Linked DNA regions of Homo sapiens: region 2 is linked to region 1. Evidence: read pairs that join two places in POLR2A ChIA-PET (ENCODE). Cell type or tissue: GM12878. All regions are shown on one strand.

Evidence for each region. ChIA-PET counts read pairs that join two places held together with the same protein. Peaks named below come from ENCODE experiments on the same cell type or tissue, not always from the same donor. Only the 100,000 strongest peaks of a DNase experiment are listed, where the experiment ranks them.
Region 2: POLR2A ChIA-PET joins it to region 1 with 5 read pairs; 3 of 35 experiments call an interaction of 5 or more read pairs at or near these places.

Annotation. Positions count from the first base shown.
Region 1 is chr14:64,483,353-64,487,352 of GRCh38, forward strand. It overlaps ZBTB25 (zinc finger and BTB domain containing 25), which reads right to left. Exons shown (of 3, transcript NM_006977.5): 3 at 1-4,000. The coding sequence ends at 3,571. Among named protein-coding and RNA genes, the nearest start is that of ZBTB25, 18 kb to the right of the region's middle. In GM12878, no CTCF peak of the experiment used is centred here; no DNase peak of the experiment used is centred here.
Region 2 is chr14:64,926,767-64,930,766 of GRCh38, forward strand. All of the region lies in intron 3 of CHURC1-FNTB (CHURC1-FNTB readthrough), which reads left to right. All of the region lies in intron 3 of CHURC1 (churchill domain containing 1), which reads left to right. Among named protein-coding and RNA genes, the nearest start is that of GPX2, 14 kb to the right of the region's middle. RefSeq lists an enhancer at 2,239-2,308. In GM12878, no CTCF peak of the experiment used is centred here; a DNase peak (open chromatin) is centred at 2,105; H3K27ac peaks cover 1,510 bases.

The sequences.
Region 1 (4,000 bases):
CTGCAACCTCTGCCTCCCGGGTTCAAGCTATTCCACTGCCTCAGCCTCTCGAGTAGCTGGGATTACAGGTGTGTGCCACCACACCCGGCTAATTTTTTGTATTTTTAGTAGAGACGCGGTTTCACTGTGTTAGCCAGGATGGTCTGGATCTTCTGACCTCGTGACCCGCCCGCCTCGGCCTCCCAAAGTGCTGGGATTACAAGCATGAGCCACCACGCCTGGCCTAGCTGGAAGAACTTTTAAAATACAAAGCAAATTTTCTCAGTGAGCAATCATGTCTTTAAAAAATAATACTCAGGGCACAGTGTTAGGCATATGACAGTTACTTTAAAAAATGCCTGCAGACCCGGGCGCGGTGGCTCATGCCTGTAATCTGAGGCAGGCAGATCATGAGGTCAGGAGCTCGAGACCATCCTGGCCAACATGGTGAAACCCTGTCTCTACTAAAAATACAAAAATTAGCTGGGCATGGTGGCACATGCTCAGGAGGCTGAGGCAGGAGAATCACTTGAATTCGAGAGGCGGAGGTTGCAGTGAGCTGAGATTGCACCACTGCACTCCAGCCTGGCGACACAGCACGACTGTCTCAAAAAAAAAAAAAAAAAAAAAAAAAAAAGCCTGCAGAATAAATGAAAACAACAATAACAAAAACTGGGGGTCAGTCCCACACCACTATTCACTGCATCTCTGGAATTCAGCTTTTGGGATTTTTTTTCTATAAAATGAAGTTGATATTTTCCCACTTCCTAAACAGAATGAATGTTTTAAGGAACAAGGAAAGAGCATTTGCTTTGAATTTCTAATATTAAAAGGAACTATAAGAATAGAAATACAGTTAACCACTATTTTCTTAACTCTCAACGAACAGATATATTTCTGCTTTAAATGAGTGTTGTCTATCACGGCCAATCAGCTGCTAGCAAACTCTTACCATTTATCCAAACTCTGCCCTGAGGCACTTGCTGTCTTATCCAACCAACCATGTACAACTCTACCTCCACCCTTTAGCTATATACAAGGATTTCCTGTGTCAAAGAATAATGAGTGGGCCTGGCACGGTGGCTCACACCTGTAATCCCAGCACTATGGGAGGCCGAGGCTGGTGCATGACCTGAGGTCAGGAGTTCCAGACCAGCCTGACCAAGATGGTGAAACCCTGTCTCTGCTAAAAACACAAAATTAGCTGGGTATGGTGGTGCATGCCTGTAATCCCAAGCTACTTGGGAGGCTAAGGCAGGAGAATCGCTTGAACCCAGGCAGCAGAGATTGCAGTGAGCCGAGATCACGCCATTGCACTCCAGCCTGGGCAACAAGGGTGAAACTCCATCTTAAAAAAAAATTAAATTAAAAAAATAATAATAATGAGTAGGCAAACAGGGAAGAATATAGAGGAGAAAAATTATCTTAATAAGAACAATAGAATTTGAATTGAAGAAGGCTAGGAAATATATCTTAACTAGCCTAAAATACAAAAAATCAATGTTAATACTTGTGTTCTTCCAATGAGATGATATTTTTGAGGGCAGTACAAATTTCAATAGTTGCTTAAGTGAATTGGTAGAAAAAAGTTTAAGATTAGACAAAGTTCTGACCCCAAAGAACATACATTTGTTTTAATTACTCCCAATACAATTGATCTTATCAAGTTAGATGTGCTCTCAACACACATCAGTCTTAACCATAGGAGCCTTTACTCACTTGTTTAAGGCAGAAACTCAACTGCCTTACACAATATCCAGTAGCTTTCTTCATTCAATCCTCAAGAAAAACTTACCACTTTGTAATTTACCTAAACTGTTTACCTAGAGAAAACCTTTGTGTCCTTAGAATTAGCTGGATTACTCTTTGAGCTCCCTCCTGATTGGACGCTGATGCTGTTGAATGTGTCAGGAAACGTCCTCAGAAGTGGAGGGAGCTCAAGAGTTTTGTAAGTGGTTAAATTCTAAGGCTCACAAACCAAATTTTTTAGATGTATTCAAATGCCCGTGAAGCTTAGAATTTAACAAGAGGGCAAAAAAAGATGAGTCTGTTTTATTATCCTTGACTATGCGGGGTTTGAAATTTAAACATTTCAGAAACAATTTAGATCTATCCTTTGTGGTGAAGCTTAACCAGCTATTTCCCAGGTATATAGAGCCGGGGAATCTGTTATTTCTTTCATCAACTTTAATTTTCCTGGGGTTTTAGCTTTGTAAGTGTCACCATTATAAAAGAGAGTTAAGTTGATTTATAGAGGAAAAGCTAACATCATGGATCTTAAATGTAGTTATAGAACACTGAATGTATCCACTTTGCTGGTTTTATGGATCAGGAAAAAAGTGAAAACTGTGCCACTGAAAAATTACTTTTTCAGTGATTTTTAGAAAATTAAAATCAACCCAGGAAGCCCCAAAAATCCTGACGCTGAGGGTAGAAACATGATTTATATTTTATCATCATTCTCTTTCAACTCATGTAAACCTCTGGTCATAAAATCTCAAATTACTTTTTAAGGTGTCTAAGAAAACACTCTAGACCAAGTTAACAACCCTGGGGTTTTTAGTCAATGCAGTTCTAGCTCAGTCTCTGTCTCTGCATGCTTATTTATCTATGTGTGTATATCTTACTGTTTCTTAAATATTTTTTAATGTCTCTCTGACTCTTCTCCCTTTAACTGTTTTTTTTATTAAAAATGAGATATACCACATCTGTAATCCCAGCACTTTGGGAGGCCAAGGCGGGCAGATGACGAGGTCAGGAGATCGAGACCATCCTGGCTAACACGGTGAAACCCCGTCTCTACTAAAAAAATACAAAAAAATTAGCTGGGCGTGGTGGCGGGCGCCTGTAGTCCCAGCTGCTCAGGAGGCTGAGGCAGGAGAATGGCGTGAACCCGGGAGGCGGAGCTTGCAGTCAGCCGAGATCGCGCCACTGCGCCCCAGCCTGGGCGACACAGAGAGACTCTGTCTCAAAAAAAAAAAGAGGTATACTCAATGTTAAAAAGTAAAGAGAAGCCATGTAGGTAAGATGTTGTGGAGCTAGTAGTTAAAAAATAAAACTACTCATGATTTGGTATATCTTAAAATAAATTTTTATACATTATAACATATGTATAACATACAGTTATGCATTAAAGTAACTATTAATTTCCTATATGGAAGAAAATATTTAAAAATAATCCTGGTAGGAGTGAATTCATGTGAAATGTAGGCAGAAGTGATAGTTTAGAATATGCTTTAAAACAGATTTCATTTACTTTATATTCAATTTGATTTTACTGATTCTATAACTGGAAAAACTTAGAATTCTATAAATAACTATTTAAGGTTTCCATATTTCTACATTGATTTCTGATTTCTAAATTGTTATTTCGTTTGTGAAAAGTTCACAGTAGTAATTGAATGTTACATTTTAATAGCCACATATTAATATGTCTTATGAGAAGATCTAATATATACAACCTTAAAACCATGGATAAGCTGTGAAGAAAAAAAGTCAATGAAACTTGAGGAGGAAAATAATTTATGAATTAAAAATGCCACGCAAATTTTCTTTTTCAGAATTGGTATAAAAATTCTGAAAGAGAAGCTGCTACTCAACTAGGATAGTATCCACATTTTCTTGTGTGAGCTCTGACTCTAAGGCACAAGGCAAGTCTAAGTGTTCTTGTGACAAGCGAGAACTTTTCAGGGAGACATCAGACCAGCTGTCACAGTATGGCTGAAATCTCTGGGCCAATGCATTACCAAACCTTTGGCATCGGTTATATCTGTAAGATTTACCTTTGTGTGTATACATGTGTTCCAACAATTGGCTCTTTCGAGGGAATTTATGACCACAGATGGTACAGCTCATTTTTCTTTTCCTTGAAAAAGAAAAATTACAGTTTAATTCTACTGGCTCTGTGTCTTTGGAGATCAAAGATACTTGACTGATCTGCAAAGGCTCTGTGGTACCCCGGTTGGTGTGGTCTGGCTGCTGTTCATTCTCCTTAACAATGAAGGAGCTGAGCCTGCGGCAT
Region 2 (4,000 bases), 440 kb after region 1:
ACTGTGAAGCTGGAGATTAAGAGATTTATCATAAGGATTAATCCTTACACAATTGTGAGAGTATGTGAAGAATTCTCTGGAAGGTTGATATAGGCCTGTAGTTGCTGAAGATACACAGGTCTGACGGTCAGAAAGAAAAGCTGGGCAGTCGGGGAGAGCCAGGGACAAACTGAAACCTATCTCTGTCCCTCACTGCCTGTTTTCAAGCCTTCAGGTTGAGTTACTTATTTTGTGTGAACTACATATTTGTCCATAGGATATAAATATCAGGCTAGAGCTTTTAACAGCCGAGAGAATTTTTTCAATTCCCTTCACATTTGGATAGTACTTAATTAGGAAAATAATAATAATCTTCCATAGCAGAATCATAAGATAGTAAAACCCCTCTTATTCCTTATTTTAGCATGGAAGAAAGTGCTTAGTCACCTGTCAGAGTCTGGTCTGATATGTTGTGGTTAATCTAAAATAACATCTTGACTATATTTTATATTTCTTCAGCATCCAAAAATTATGCCTCAAGAAATATTTATATGATATGCGTAACTTAGGGCAAAATTGACATCTTAGTGAATGAGTAGTGGCCGCATAGGGAGATGAGCATCTCCTGGGCTTAAAGAAACAGTCCTATTCTTTTATGGGAGGAAAGGAGTGCTTATAGCTATTTTCAAGACACTCCTGAATTTCACGTGAGTTATGTACAGCTCCTGAACGGATATTGAGGTTGCCTGTTTATGTCCTAACCAAGCCATTGTAAATTAGCTAGACCAAAGTCTAGCTGATTTTTCCTTTTTGACTGAATGCAGCCGTTTTCAAAGCTGCCCTGGAAATTACTCTGGGACAGGAAGAAGGTAAAGGAAGGTGGCTTGTAGTCACGATGCAAGAAACTATGAAATGGTGGTGAAAATGATTCTTAAACTAGACTCTCTACTCCCAGTCTACTTCTCCCCCCACCCCCCCCCCCGCCGTCAATTCATACTCCATACTCTACCATCATATTAATTTTCTTAAAATAATGTTTTCAAAGCTGGGCACAGTGGTGTGTGCCTATAGTTCGAGCTACTCAGGAGACTGAGGCAGGAGAATCTCTTGAGTCCAAGTGTTTGAGTACAGTCTGGGCAACATAGTGAGACCCTGTCTCTACTAAAAAGTAAAAATAAATACTTTTGGGTGACCTCATTGGCCTTCCCATAGTGCACCTTTAGCTACAGTACAATATCCAAGCTCCTCATTTCAAGGTTCTCACTGGACTGGCCCAGCTTCCCTTCTTTTATTTCCTGCTACTCTTTCATATGTACACCATACTTAGCATTGTCCCAACTTTACTCTTCCTTCTCTCCTGTTAGAGAGAAAGATTTTTATTTACCCCTCTCTAATGCTACCCCTACTGCATTTCCTCAGGAATCTCATGTTATCGTCTTTCTTTCCAGTGTACTTTGATTCATCCTGTAATCATTTCTTCTTCCTCTTGCTTCTTTAGTTGAACAGGTTGTTTGTTTGTTGCAACAAGGTCTTACTCTGCCGCCCAAGATGGAGTGCAGTGGCCTGATCACAGCTCCCTGCAGCCTTGACCTCCCGTGCTCAGGCGATCCTTCTGCCTCAACCCCTCGAGTAGCTGAGACTACAGGCACTAGCCTCTGTGCATGGCTATTTAAAAAATTTTTTTTGTAGAGATGAGATCTCACTTGGTTGCCCAGGCTGGTCTTGAACCCCTGGGCTCAAACAGTCCTCCTGCCTCAGCCTCCCAAAGTGCTGGGATTACAGGTGTGAGCCATTACCTGGCCACTTGAATGGGTCTTTACCCTATTTTCCTTATTTTCCTATACTCCTCTTAAGTACCTACAAAGTGATTTTCATTTTCTCTGTGCTAAAACTATTCTCTCATACGTTTCCTATAATCTAACCACATCCTGTGACTGCCTTAGTTCTTTTCTCTCTTACATGGCTTCTGCATCTAGTTTTATTAACTATTGTTGTCTTTTTGAAGCATTTCTGCCCTTGAGGTCCAAAGTGCTTGACTTCTTTCCTTTTTAAATCATTTTAACTGCTCCTTTGTGTTTTCTCTTAGTTTTCTTTCCTGTTTTCTCGAAGTGATACTCCTCAGCTTTTGTTCTGTGGTCTGGAACCTTCTTTATGCTCTCTCTTGTAGTGAACACACATGTACTCAGTCTCAGTAGAGACCTATTAGATACCTTTCTCATTTCCTTCTCTAGCCTTCGTGCCTACACCCCTCATCCCCTCTTTTTTTTCTTTGTTTTGCTTGCCTTTTCTCTGACTCTGGCACCACACCTCATGTCAAGGACCATAACCATTGAAGGCTGAATTACTGCAGCATTCCCCAGACTGCAGTTCTGCACACTGCCATCAAGTTAATCTTCTTAAACATGTCATCCTCCACTCCCCTGCTGACAAACCAAATGTAGCTTCCTTTCCCTTTTACTCCGTAAGCGATGCGCATGCTCTTTTCCATATTGCTGTCCATATTCATGCCTTTTCCTTGATTTGAATATTCCCTCTCTCTACCTTCAAGCCAACTAAATCTTACCTCTTTCTGCCTGAACTCAAATTCCATCTCCTCTTTGCTCTTCAAGCCTATGCATCTTCTCCCTTTTCTGAACTTTTCTTGTACCTATGTCAGGCCCTGACTCTAGTGAATAGCCACCTGGGAACTTCTACCTCAGCCTAATGGCCACAAGAACCCTCCATTCTCAGCTGCCATTACTTACTGTCCTTGTCCCCACCCTACCCCAGCCCCTCATCCTATCCTGGCAGTAGTTCAAGTTCAAGGTGGGATTCCCAGCCACCATTGTTGTTTTATATTAAACATCTTATAGGAGATTTAAACATAGTCCAAAGTAGGCAGAATAGTGTACTAATGTACACTACCCATCTTCAAGTTGCTTTATTTATATTTCACCATTCTCATATCCCCCCATAGGATTATTTCAAAGCAAATTCCAAACGTATCACTACCTCTTTAAATACTTCATTAGTCTCTCTGAAAGATAAGTATTCTGTTTTTAAAACAACCATAATGCCATTATTAAACAAAGTAGGATTTTCTGATGGCAAGACTAGGGAGAAAGTGGAGACAGAGGGACAGAGTTTACATGGAAAATACATGATAAATTATTATAGGTATCCTTTATTTAAAAAAAAAACCCTCCTAGCAAAAGCCCCCCCCCACACACACACCAAAATTGTGTGTTTACTTCAAGAAACAAGACAGAAACTATGAGACTGCTTTCTATTCCTCTGTGGGCCAGGGAAGGAGAAGACTTGGAGTCAGAATTAACAGGGACTAATAGAGGAAGAGAGTAAAGCTAATAGAGAAAAAAGTAAAGCCCTCAGAATAAAAAAAAAAAAAAGATCTGGTCTTACTCAGAGGTAATTCCGCCCACTCTGCTCTTCCCTCCAAATATTTTCCCCTAGGCCCTGCCCAGTTGGAGCCTTTGAGAGTCCCTGTGAATGACTGGGGGAATTATTTTCTGTACTTGGCTGGTTTTGATAAAAGGTGTCCTAATCTCATCATATTCCTGGCAGCACGAGGAGATCTGTTCCTGGCATCCCAAGTTAGAATTCTAGACATATTTTCCCACAGAAGCACTTCTATATATGGTTAGATTCTATGGTGCTTGAACAATATAAATTTAAAAGACTTGTGGATTTTCCTGGGAACCTAACCGCCATGTATGACATTACTTCTGTGGGAAATTGCTTTTGAATTCCAAATAATTGACTTGCAATGAAATTTGGGTTCCAGACTGCCTATAAAGATTACAGGTGTAATCAGTCTCACTGATTTAATAGTCTTGCCAGATTATATGTTAGGTTTTTTCCCCCTCCCAAGTTAGATTGCAGATTGTATAAAGTCAGACTTTGTTCTTTCATGTCTGCCAGCACATTGCAGAGCATGTAGGCACTCAGTATAAATTTGTCAATGGCTAGATTGGTTGAAAACTCAAGTATTTGTTTAGCCTCACACATTTTCTCTTTTTGACTC